Linked DNA regions of Homo sapiens: region 2 is linked to region 1. Evidence: read pairs that join two places in POLR2A ChIA-PET (ENCODE). Cell type or tissue: GM12878. All regions are shown on one strand. Each heading gives the region's core, and the rest is flanking DNA. Links, peaks and the distances in the headings are about the cores only.

What was found. ChIA-PET counts read pairs that join two places held together with the same protein. Peaks named below come from ENCODE experiments on the same cell type or tissue, not always from the same donor. Only the 100,000 strongest peaks of a DNase experiment are listed, where the experiment ranks them.
Region 2: POLR2A ChIA-PET joins it to region 1 with 5 read pairs; 13 of 35 experiments call an interaction of 5 or more read pairs at or near these places.

The regions. Positions count from the first base shown.
Region 1 is chr7:90,169,432-90,175,890 of GRCh38, forward strand. All of the region lies in intron 2 of STEAP2-AS1 (STEAP2 antisense RNA 1), which reads right to left. Among named protein-coding and RNA genes, the nearest start is that of STEAP1, 18 kb to the left of the region's middle. RefSeq lists an enhancer at 3,900-3,989. In GM12878, for the core only: no CTCF peak of the experiment used is centred there; a DNase peak (open chromatin) is centred at 3,790.
Region 2 is chr7:90,219,863-90,226,321 of GRCh38, forward strand. It overlaps STEAP2 (STEAP2 metalloreductase), which reads left to right. Exons shown (of 6, transcript NM_001244944.2): 3 at 5,188-5,712. The coding sequence starts at 5,221. Among named protein-coding and RNA genes, the nearest start is that of STEAP2, 11 kb to the left of the region's middle. In GM12878, for the core only: no CTCF peak of the experiment used is centred there; no DNase peak of the experiment used is centred there.

The DNA of each region.
Region 1 (6,459 bases), core at 1,452-5,451:
ATATGCTATTGTTGTCATGTGTTTTAATTCTATATATATTTAAACTCAATAGAAATTATAATTATGGTTTTATATTTATTGAGATTTATACACAGTTACCCTTTCGGTTAAAAAAAAAATCTTTAGTGTTCCTTTTAGTGTGTAATGCATGCCTGCTGGAAAAAAAAATTTTTTTCACAAGTTTTTGTTCTTAAAATATCTTTATTTTATCTTCATTATTAAAGAATACATTTTAGATGCTTAGAAATCTAGGAGGGCAGTTATTTTCTTTCAGAACTTTGTAGAAAGTTTCATTGTTTCTGATGAAAGACAAAAAATCTCATTCTAACCATTGCTTCAAGAGATCCCTATGGCTACTTTATAATTTTTTTTTTTTTTGCGTTAGTTTTCAGTACTTTTGCTATAGTGAGGTTAACTTTGGTTTTCCTATTAGTTATCTTAGTTAGGGCTTGTAGGCATTCTTGAACCTGGAGTTTAATACGATTATCAGATTTGGAAAATTCTCAGCCATTATCTTTTCAAATATTGCTGATGTCCCATTTTTCTCTCTCCTTTTTCAGGATTTCAATTACCCATGCTAGATGTTCTCATTATATCTCCTATTTTATAACTCTGTCTTTTTATTTTCTTTTTTTTCTATACTTCCTCCTGGGTAATCCTACCTATTTCTTAATTCTCTCTTCAATTGTGTCTAATTGGTTATTAAATCTATCCACTGAATTTTTAGTTTTAGTTCTGAGGTAAACTCAGTTTTATAATTTTAATTTGTTTTCATAGCTTCCAATTTTCTGTCAAATTTCCTACTCTTGTCCTTAATCTCCTTCAGCAGAATAAGAATCTTAAAGGTAAATCTATTATCATCTGAAGTTCATATGAGTCTGTTTCTATTGTCAGGTTTTTTTCTCCTTATTTTTCATTAATTCATTTTATGTCCTAACATGAACTGGTTATTTTTACTGAGTGCTGGACCTTATAGTTTTTTAAAATCATACAAATAATTTGAAGCTATGATGACATTATGTTACTCCAGAGAGAATTTGTGTTTTCTTCAGACAGCCAGTTAGGGGCTCTAACAATGTGGGAATCTCTTAATCCAATTTTAAGAATTGAGTTTACTTAAAATTGGGTTTAAGCCCCTGCCAAACTTGAACTACTTCTGGTTCACATTTATTCCTAAGAGTAAGTTCCCTGAGATTCCGACCCAGAGCTTGATGGAGAGTGGCTCCAAGGGCTCTCCTCCTTGGCATACTCTGGATTACAGATTTTGTTCCATTAGTCTCTTGAGGCTACTAAAAGTACTGTTCAAGACTTGTAACCTCTCTGTTACCTCTTCTAGAATCCCCTAATGGAAAAGTAAACCTCAGTGCTGGGTTTACCTCTCTTGGGTTCTTTCTTCCTCCAAGACTTATTACCCATCACCATTTTGTTAGCTACTCAACACCTTCAGGCACAGAGTTTTTATAATTGGTCTTGCTTTTCTAGTTGATCCCAGGTTTGGTACATATAACCCAGGAATGACCAGCAGCAGAAATCACTAGAGAGAGTTGATTACATTTGTTATCTCTATGTCCCCCTCTTCCATTTTCTCTCTTCTATTCTGTACAATTTTATCTCTCACTGTTGCACTACACCTCTCTTGTCAAGATGACCAAGTGATAAAATCTCAGTCCTCACTTTACTTGCTCACCCAGTAATATTTGACAAGTTTATTCCTCTCTTTCTTGAAACATTTTATTTTCTTGGCTTCTGGGAAAACCTACTCCCTGAGTGACTTTTCTGTGTCATTTGCTGGCTCCTCTTCCCTTTCCTATCATCTCAATGTTAGCAAGATTGACTCTTTGATGTCCTTTTCTTCTCTTTTTATAACCACAATAGAAGTAATCATCTCCTTTAATCTCATGGCCTTAAATATTAGGTTGGTGTAAAAGTAATTGCTTTTTTCCCCATTACTTTCAATGGCAAAAATCTCAATTACTTTTGCACCAACCTAACAAAAAACATCAAAAGTATGTTGATGAGTCCCAAATTTATATCCCTAGGCTTTCACCTGAGCTGCAGCCTATTACATCTGCCTTTTTGACAACTTCTCTTGAATATCTAAGAAGCATCTCAAACATAAGATTCTAAAGGCAAAATCTTAATTTCTTTCCCATTCTCGCCCAGTTGCTCAAGACAGACACTCAGGAGTTATCTTTGGTACTTCCTTTTACTTCATACCCATATCCCATTTACCAGCAAATTCTACGGGCTTGACCACCAAAATATGTTTTGCATCCAACTGCAACCTCACTAAACTCATCGAGGTCCAAGTCACAGCAATCTCTCTCCTAGGATTCTTGCAACAAACTTCCAAAATGGTCTTCCTGTTCCCACTCTTGCCCTCATCCCCTGCTACCACTAGCAGAATATTTTCCACCCAGCAACCAGTGTAATTCTTCAAAAATGTAAATGCTATCCGGTCACTCCTATGCACAAAACTCTCCAATGTTTTCACATAAATTTTAAAATAAAACCCAGGCTCTTTACCATGGTCTACAAATCCCCAAAACATCTGGACCCTGCTCGCTTTCTGAACTCATCTCCTGCCACTCTTTACCTCACTCAAGCCACTCACATTCCACTGGTATTCTTGCGTGTCTTCAAAAATAAGCTCATTCCTACCTTAGGCCCTTCGTATTCTCTATATCCTCTGTCTAGAATGTTCTACCTATGCCTCAGTTTTTACATGATTAGTTTTTTTTCATCATTCACATCTATGTTGAGATGTCACCTCTTCAGAGTGCCTTTCTCTGACTACTCTACGTAAAATAGCTCCTTTCCTGTATCCTTTTCCTGGGCTTTATAGTTTTCATTACTCTGCATATTATGTCTTTTATAGGTGTACTTGTGTTTCCTGGTTGTCTGGTTCTCCTACTCAAAAGAACAGAGATTTTATCTTATTTGTGACAGTATTCTCATGACTTAGAGCCTGGCACATCGTAGAAGCTCAATAAATAATTGTTAGATGAATGAATGAATGAGGAACATGGTTGTGTTATCAATAAATGGTTGAGATAGTAGTATTTAGAAAACAAAAATGACTTAGATAAGTGATTCTCAAAGTACGCTCCACAGACCAGGAGTACCACCATCATCTAGGAGCTTACTAGAAATGCAAATCCTGGGACCCCCCAGCCCAGACCTACTAAGTTAGAAACTGGAGATAAGCAGAGTGATCTATTTTTTATCAAGACCTTCCAAAGATTCTGGATGCATGGTAAGTTTGAGAACCACTGGTTTCAGGGATAGGCCAAACCTAGCCTACTACCTATTTTATAATAAAATTTTATTGGAACACAGCCACTTGCATTCATTTACGTGTTATCTATGGCTGCTTTTGCACTACAACAGCAGTACTGAGTACTTGCAACACAGACATTATAGCCCACAAAGCCTATAATATTTACTATCCAGCCCGTTATAAAACAATTTTGATTACCTCTAGTTTAGATCAACGCCTTATGCTATGTAATTACGGCAAAGTAAACACATACGATTCATCTTCTTTTTCACCGAAATCCCACTGAAATTAAAGAAAAGCTATGGCTAAAGAAGGCACCATAGCATACTGAAAAACAGAAAAGGGTAGCATCAGTGGACCAGATTATTTGAGGAATTTCCAGGACATAAAAAACATCTCGGAGAGAGGAGACAACAGTGAGATCAGATTAAAAGAAACAAGTATAGAGACTGCACCACAAGATTCAAATAGAGGCTATTGCAAAAAGCAGCAATAGTTTCTAAGAAAACCGCAGATGAGTATTATTTTCCAAGTAAGCAAGCTAAATCAACCACCGAGAAAACATTGGGTGAATCATTAAAGGACTACCATCAGAAGATCTGGCCAGTGACCCTTCTACCCAAAGACTTGCACAGCTGGCTACAGATCTCATTTATAAACAAAGCTAAAAGGCTTTGGGAAAGGCTCATGGCTTCAGTATTGGAGTCTGAGAAGCAGAGTACAGCAAGACTGCCACAGTGACAGCAGAGGCACAGGAAGAAAAGGGAAGTCTGACTAGAGCATTTGCCACCAAGAAAAAGTGTCATGTACAGGTCTCTAAAGTAAGAGTACTGAAATAGGAGACTCCCAGAATAGCTTCAGGAAAAAGTACAAGGTAAGGACAGGAAGCCCATGTTTACCCAGTAAACAAACTACTTCCCCATAGTTATGGATTAAATTATGCCCCCCCAAAAAGATATGTTAAAGTCCTAATCCCTGGTACCTCAGAATGTGACCTTATTTGGAAATAGGTTATTGCAGATGTAATTAGTCAAAATGAGGTTACAATGGAGTATGGTGGTCTCTCAATCCAATATGACTTGTGCCCTTGTAAGAAGAGAGAGATGGCCGGGCACAGTGGCTCACGCCTGTAATCCCAGCACTTTGGGATTCCGAGGCGGGCAGATCACTTGAGGTCAGGAGTTTGGGACCAGCCTGACCAATATGGTGAAACCCCGTCCCTACTAAAAACACAAAAATTAGCTAGGTGTGGTGGCAGGCACCTATAGTCCCAGCTACTCAGGAGGCTGAGACAGGAGAATTGCTTGAACCCGGGAGGTGGAGGTTGCAGTGAGCCGAGATCGTGCCACTGCACTCCATCCTGGGTGACAGAGCAAGACTCCATCTCAAAAAAAAAAGAAGAAGAAGAAGAGAGAGACACAGAGAGGAGAATGCCATATGAAGACATGAAGACACACAGACACAGAGAGAAGACAATCATGTGAAAGGAGAGACAGAGGGCCAGGCATGATGATTCACATCAGTAATCTCAACAATTTGGGAGGCCTAGGTAAGAGAATTGCTTGAGGCCAGGAGCTCAAGACCAGACTGAGCAACATAGCAAATCCCTGTATCTACAAAAAAAATAAAAAATTAGCCAGGCATAATGGCATGTACTTGTAGTCCTAGCTACTTGGGAAGCTGAGGCAGGAGGATCACTTGAGCCCAGGAGTTTGAGGCTGCAGTGAGCTATAGTGCACTGCAGCCTGGGTGACAGAGCAACACCCTGTCTCTTAATAATAATAATAAAAAGACAGAGGCAGAGAAGCTCGAAGAAGAAAATAATCTCCTAGAGGCTTTGGAGGTTGCATGGCCTGACAGTACTTAGATTTTGGACTTTTAGCCTCCAGTACTGTGAAAAAATAAATTTCTATTAAGCCACTTAGTTTGTGGTTTGTTAGGGCAACCCTAGGAAACTAATACAGTAGACCTCCGGGCCACACATTCTACTGCTCCCTCTTTATCACCAAAAGTGGAACCCGAATTAACAGACAATCAAATTATCACCAAATACTTGGGGAAAATTAACATCATTAGAAAGGATCATCTGATTCAAATAACTGAATAACTAAAACTTGAAGAAAATTAATGGCAGCAACAGAATAAGACTTTTTAAGTATAATTTATTTGGAGGTATTCGAGAATATATTACTTTAATTAGCAAAAATATGACAGCTATGAAAAAAACAGAAACAATTGGGATTCTTGGAATTAAGACTATTATTACTATTTTTTTTTTCTTAGGGATGAGATCTCACTATGTTGCTCAGGCTAGACTCTAACTCCTGGGCTCTAGTGATCCTCCTGCCTCTGGCTCCCAAGCAGCTGGGACTACAGACCAGCATCACCACACCCAGTTTAGTTACAAAATATTTTTTAAACTATAAAAAACTATTCTGCATAGTAAAACACTGTTTATTAAGTTAAAAAAAGAAAAACACTCATGGAAAACAACAAAATACCTTTTGGCATACAAAAAGACATGCATATTTAAGAACATATATGAAATATCTTAAATAGAAACAATGGTGGGGAGAATGGGAACACGCGTCAAGGATGAAAGTTTTAAAAATAAACAAATAAGCTGGGCATGGTGGCTCACGCCTGTAGTCCCAGCACTTTGAGAGGCCAAGGCAGGCAGATCACCCAAAGTAGGAAGTTCGAGACCAGCCTGACCAACATGGAGAAACCCCATCTCTACTAAAAATACAAAATTAGCTGGGCATGGTGGTGCATGCCTGTAATCCCAGCTACTCAGGAGGCTGAGGCAGGAGAATCGCTTGAACTCGGGAGGCAGAGGTTGCGGTGAGCCAAGATCGTGCCATTGCACTCCAGCCTGGGCAAAAAGAGTGAAACTCCATCTCAAAAATAAATAAATAAGTAAAATAAACAAATGAGCAATCCTAAGCCAAAAGAACAAAGCTAGAGGCATCACACTGTCATGAGATCCTTGGGGTGTTGCTTTGCCAGCCGGAAAACCTCTGTGGCTGGTGGCACATTTCCCCAGGTTTTTACTCAGGCCCACTGGGCTCATTCCACCCACCTGGCCTGGCAGGCTGTGCTTGGCTCACACCACTGGCCCAAATCTCATGCCTACCAAGGACGAGCCAGGCACAGAGTAGCAAGGGGTATGTGAGTGA
Region 2 (6,459 bases), core at 1,054-5,053, 50 kb after region 1:
CTTCAGGTGTGTACCACCACACCTAGCTATTGTTTAAATTTTTTGTAGAGACGAGGGTCTCATTATGTTGCCCAGGCTGGGCTTAAACTCCTGGCTTCAATCCATCCTCCTGCATTGGCCTCCCAAAGTGCTGGGATTACAGGCATAAGCCATCATGTCTGGCCCTTGGTTTGCTAGTATTTTGTTGAGAGTTTTTGTATCTGTGCTCATCAGGAATAATAGTATGTAGTTTTCTTTTTTGTTGAGCCTTGTTTGCTTTTGGTGTGAAGATAATGCTGACCTCATAGAATGAGTTAGGCAGAATTCCCTCCTGTTTAATGTTTTGGAAGAGTTTGAAGAGAATTGGTGTTAGGTCTGTTTTGAAAGTTTGGTAGAATTCGGCAGTGAAGCCATCTGGCCCTGGACTTTTCTTTGTTGGGAGTTTTTTAATTACTGCCTCAACTTTTTTTGTTACTGGTCTGTCCAGGTTTTCCATTTCTTCCCATTTCAATCTTGGTAGCTTGTATATGTGTAGCAGTTTATCCATTTCCTCTAGGTTTTCCAGTTTGTTGGTGTATAGTTGTTCATAATAGCTTCTCATGATCTTATGTATTTCTGTGGTATCAATTGTAATGTTTCCTTTTCCATTTCTGATTTTTTATTGGAGTATTTCCTCTTTTTTCTTGGTTAGTCTAGCAAGTGCTTTATCAATTTTATCTTTTCAAAAAACAAAACTTTTTGTTTCATCCATCCTTTGTATTGTTTTTTAAGTCCCAATTTGTCTAGTTCTGCTCTGATCTTTATTATTACTTTCCTTTTACCAATTTGGGGTTTGGCTTGTTTTTGCTTTTCTAGTTCCTTGAGGTACATCATTAAGTTGTTTATTTGAAATCGTAATGATTTTTTGGTGTAGGTGCTTGTTGATATAAGCTTCCATCTTAGCACTGCTTTTGCTGTATCTCATGGGTTTCAGTGTGTTGTGTTTTTATTTTTATTTGTTGAGGGAAATTTTTTGATTTCTTCCTTAATTTATTCTTTGCCCCCGTAGTCATTTAGGAGCATGTTGTTTAATCATTTATTTTTACAGTTTCAAAAGTTCCTCATGTTGTTGACTTCTAGTTTTATTCCATTGTGGTCTGAGGAAGTACTTGATATGACTTCGATTTTTAAAAAATTTGTTGAATCTTATTTTGTGTTCTAACATGGTCATTCCTAGAGAATGTCTATGTGCTGATGAGAATTTGTATTCTGTAACTGTTGTATAAAATGTTCTGTGAATGTTTGTTAGGTCCATTTGGTCTAACGTATAGTTTAAATTCAATGTTTCTTTGTTAATTTTCTGTCTAGATTATCTGTCAGATGCTGGCAGGCGGTGTTGAAGTCCCCAAATGTTGTTGTATTGGCGTCTGTTTCTCCTTTTAGATCTGATAACACTTTATTTATATTAATATATCTGAGTGGTCTGTTGTTGGGTGTATATATGTTTAGAATTGTTATATCCTCTTGCTAGAATTTATCTATTATCATTATATAATGACCTTCATTGTCTCTTTATACTGTTTTTGACTCAAACTGTTTTATTTGATATAAGTATAGTGACTTTTGGTTTCCATTTGCATGGACTATCTTTCTCCATCCCTTTGCTTTCAGTCTTATATGTGTTTTTATATGTTAGATGGGTTTCTTGTACCCAGCATATACTTGGGTTATGATTTTTTATCTATTACTAGTCCATATCTTTTCAGTGGAAAGTTTAATCCATTTGCATTCAAAGTTATTCAACAATGAAAACTTCCCAAGTCTAGTGAGAGATGTAGACACCCGGATACAGGTAACTTAGAGATCTCCAAACAGATACAATACAAGAAGGTCTTCCCCACAGCACATTATAGTCATATTGTCAAAAGTAAAAGACAAAGAGTGAATTCTAAAAACAGCAAGAGAATGACCAGTCACCTATAAAGGAACTCCCAGCAAAATAAAATTTTTACCTGTTCACATTCTGATTTACAGAAGGGATTTGAACTTGCTTTGTAAAATAAGCAGATAATTAATGTTGTTTTGTTTTTGTTTCTGTTTGAAAAAGTCTTGATCATCATGAGTGTTAGATTTAAAGATTTTGCAATTCTTATATTTTGGGAGATGCTGCAGTATATACTCAGAAGAACTCCAGGCTGGGATATAGGAAACTTGGATTCCCTTGTGTGAATCTAGCAACCTTTTTCACCCTTAGATAATGCTCATGATTACCATTAACTTTCGAATGAAGTGAGCATGGATTTCATTACTTCTGGTTTTTTTAACCACTCCTGATTCCCAGCATAGCTAGTGACATCTCCAAATGGATATTGACAGGTTTTTTTCCTACCCTGGTACCTCTGACTCCTGCCTGCCTTTCTGGGTGCATGGACCACACCAAGGGAGTGGTCTATCTTGAAAGGTGTGAAATGAAACATGTAATTGATTTAAAAATAGTAAATGTTCTTCTTTCCCAGGATCGGGTGCTCCTAGGTAACTCTGAGGAGCAATGAAATGACCAAAGAAAAAGGAATAATATACTACTTTGAGTACAACTGTAATTGTTACACCTTGATACTTATAACCCCCCAAAAACACCCTTTCCTAAACTCCTTACATGCACCTAAATAACACATGTCTTAGCTGGACAACTACCTGGCTTCCCTATTTTCTGTCTTTATGTCCTTGGATAAATTAATTATCTTCTGCAGGTCTCAGTTTCCTCATCTACAAAGTGGGTATGACAGTATTAGCACCTGTCTCTTAGGGTGGTTGTGGGGATTCAATCAGTTAATACATAAAAACCACAAGAGAGCTGAAATACATTATGTCCTATATAAGCATTAAGTAATATTACTATAATTATTGTCTTTCTAAAGTTTAACATACTGATGTATTTGGAGTTACTGGATGTGACTCATTTCTAGGGTAAAAAGTTGAATTTTCCTGGCTGTAGTCATTTCAAATTTCATTTAGTAAAAACCCCAACTTTTTTTTGAAACATTCCACCTGTGCCTGTAAAGTCCATTAAATCCTCTGAAATGGTCCACATCTGCTATGAGCATAGAAGAAATTGTGCAATGAGGGTAGAATGGAAGAGTATTTTTCTTTCAGACCCAATTTCGACACTAATTCATGGCAACCTGATTTGTATTCTTGAGCAAATTATTCCAAATATGAACATTTCAGATGCTAGTCTCTCAACTAAAAAATAATTTGAGAGATTTTTCCAGGAAGAATAACTGCATCATAGTTTATGCAGCCAACAAATGAAAGGGTGTCATGTTGCGGTCCAAAGGGCGTGGGTGGATGAGCAGAAAGAATACTTGAAGGGCTGTAGGCAGGTGAAAGATGATTTTATTCAACAGCAGCTCTGATCAACAACTTTCTCACACTGTCCATCCTGTCTCAGCTGCTTAGTCTGGTGGCTCCCACACACACAGCTCCCTTGCCTTCAGGGTCAGCAGCTTAACTATTTCTCTCTCTGGGCATGGGCAAGCCAAGCTGGGTCCTGACTCCCCCATCTGTCTGCAAAGACAGACAGCTCTGACTCTCTGTCTCTGAGCACAAGAGTGCCTCTACAGTGTCCACAGGGCAATTATACCTTTTACAGACAATAGTGGCTTAGAGCCAAGTGATGAGTTTTCCCTATGTCATAGCGATGGTGGTGAGCTTCTGTTATGTCTACATGGCTATGATAACAAGTAACAAGTGAAGTTATATGCTTGCGCTCTGAACTCACTCACTCTGGATGTTTACCTCTGCCTGTCCTTGACCAAAGCACAGCCATGTTCTTTACAAAGGGGAAGAAAAAGATTTCATACATATTATATAATTTAAGATCATAAACATGTTACTAATCCTTTTTCCATAGGTAAGCTATCTTTCTCAATGATACATTGTAAGATGTAGGGTGAATGATAGAAGTCCATGGTATTTACTCTTTTGTTATATTTTGATGCCTATTTTTCTTAAGATATTATTTAAGTGCCAGGATTCATTGTTAGCTAATTTGTCTAGCTCTCATTTAATGATAAAGTCACTAGCTACTGAAGTATATAGGGAACTTTATAACCTCTACCCCAAATGACTTTAGACAGTTTTGGTTTAAATGGCTTTTTAAAAAATGGTTTTTCTTTCTTCTCTTGTCTTGTGAGCCATCACTTAGTATCACAGTCCTCTCTGCCTCCAGCAGCATTTGTGATTTGCTGCCTCTGATCTGCTCAAAAGCTGGGTAATCATACTTGTTACAAGTGTGTTTTTCCAAAAAGTTCTGAGTGAAAACCTCAGTCCCTTTTTTCATGTGCTCTAGTGAGGTAGGAGGCAGAACTTGAATCCAGAGGCAAGGTTCAGACACTGGACCAAACTGAGGTCAGGGCAGAAGCACCTCCCCATAAGACATGCCCATCAGTGTGCCATGTCAGTTCACTATTGCCATGGCAACACCTAGAAGTTACCACCCCTTTCCATGGCAACAGCCCAACAACCCAGAAATTACCACCCTCATCCTAGAAATTTCTGCATAAATCACCCCTTAATTTGCATATAAATCAAGTAGGTTTAAATATGACTGCAGAGCTGCCACTGAGCTGCTACTCTAGGCACACTGCCTACGGGGTAGGCCTGCTCTGCAAGGAGCAGTACCTCTGCTGTTGCTGTAAACTGTTGCTTCAATAAACGTTGCTGTTTAACACCACCAGCTCGCCCTTGAATTCTTTCCCATGCAAAGCCAAGTAGTCTCCTGGGCTAAGCCCCCATTTGGGGGCTTTCCTGTCCTGCATCACTAGTGCCTTGCTGCTCAAAGAGGGGTCTCAGACCAGCATTGGTATTGCTTTCATTAGAAATGCAGAATGTTGAGCCTCCCTCCAGAACTACTCAATCAGAATCTACATTTTAACGAGATTCCGAAGTGATCTGTGTGCACATTAAAATTTGAGAAGCCCCACTTTAGCACCTCACCTTTGTGACAGTTAATTTTCCTATTGAGATGCTTTTTTAAAAGCCAAAAGATTTATGAAGAGAAACCAGAATAGTGATCCTTTTTTAGCTTACAAATTGTGTCTTACTGTGCTGTATGTTAAAGTGTGGTGAAATATTTTACCTCTAGAAAGACAGGACATTACAATGTCTAGAAGTGTTTTAATGTTCAGTAATAGGTAACTGATGACCATTTTATTTTCTCTCCCCTAGGATATTCTTGGTGATCTTGGAAGTGTCCGTATCATGGAATCAATCTCTATGATGGGAAGCCCTAAGAGCCTTAGTGAAACTTTTTTACCTAATGGCATAAATGGTATCAAAGATGCAAGGAAGGTCACTGTAGGTGTGATTGGAAGTGGAGATTTTGCCAAATCCTTGACCATTCGACTTATTAGATGCGGCTATCATGTGGTCATAGGAAGTAGAAATCCTAAGTTTGCTTCTGAATTTTTTCCTCATGTGGTAGATGTCACTCATCATGAAGATGCTCTCACAAAAACAAATATAATATTTGTTGCTATACACAGAGAACATTATACCTCCCTGTGGGACCTGAGACATCTGCTTGTGGGTAAAATCCTGATTGATGTGAGCAATAACATGAGGATAAACCAGTACCCAGAATCCAATGCTGAATATTTGGCTTCATTATTCCCAGATTCTTTGATTGTCAAAGGATTTAATGTTGTCTCAGCTTGGGCACTTCAGTTAGGACCTAAGGATGCCAGCCGGCAGGTATGTATTTTACATTTTTATTCTTATGTATCTGGTATTTTGTAGTTAAACAACTAAGCAAATATCAAACATTTTAATACCAAACTCTGACACTTTCCAATGATTATCATTTGAAAATTAATTATGAGCACCTGAAGATTAATGTCCTGACCTTGTAAGGGCACATTCCCATTCCCAACATGATGTGGAAAACTGGGAAAATAACGTGAAAGTCATCCAGTTCAACTTGAGAATAAAGCAGATGGGGCACTCTGTCAACACCATTGTGGAACAAGCTTTTATAAGTAAACACATAAAATATGTTTTAAAAATCTTTTAAATGTGCTTATGCATTACAATTAAGCATGATTATAAAACACTTTTATTGTTTTTGTCCATAAAGACAGTTGATTAGATTCCTTAGAAAATAAGTTTCAGTATTATATCATTGTATGCTGTATATCAGTCATGATAACCATTTACTTTCCAGTCTTTATTTTAATGACTGGTAAAAGAACATAGGCTCTTCTACAGGCTATTTCTGAATCCTTTTTTCTCTTTTGCATATCCACCAAAGTTTAGCAGTGGATATAGAATAAGCAAATTAGAACCAGGACCTGTGAGACAAACCTGAATTTAATAATATGCCCATATTTATGCCAATTTTAAATTTTTAACAGAAAAAAATGTGGAACAGTGATTAAATTCCAAATGAGCTACAGAAATAGTCTAAATTTGTATTATGTAGCATTTGTGCCTTTATTTTGA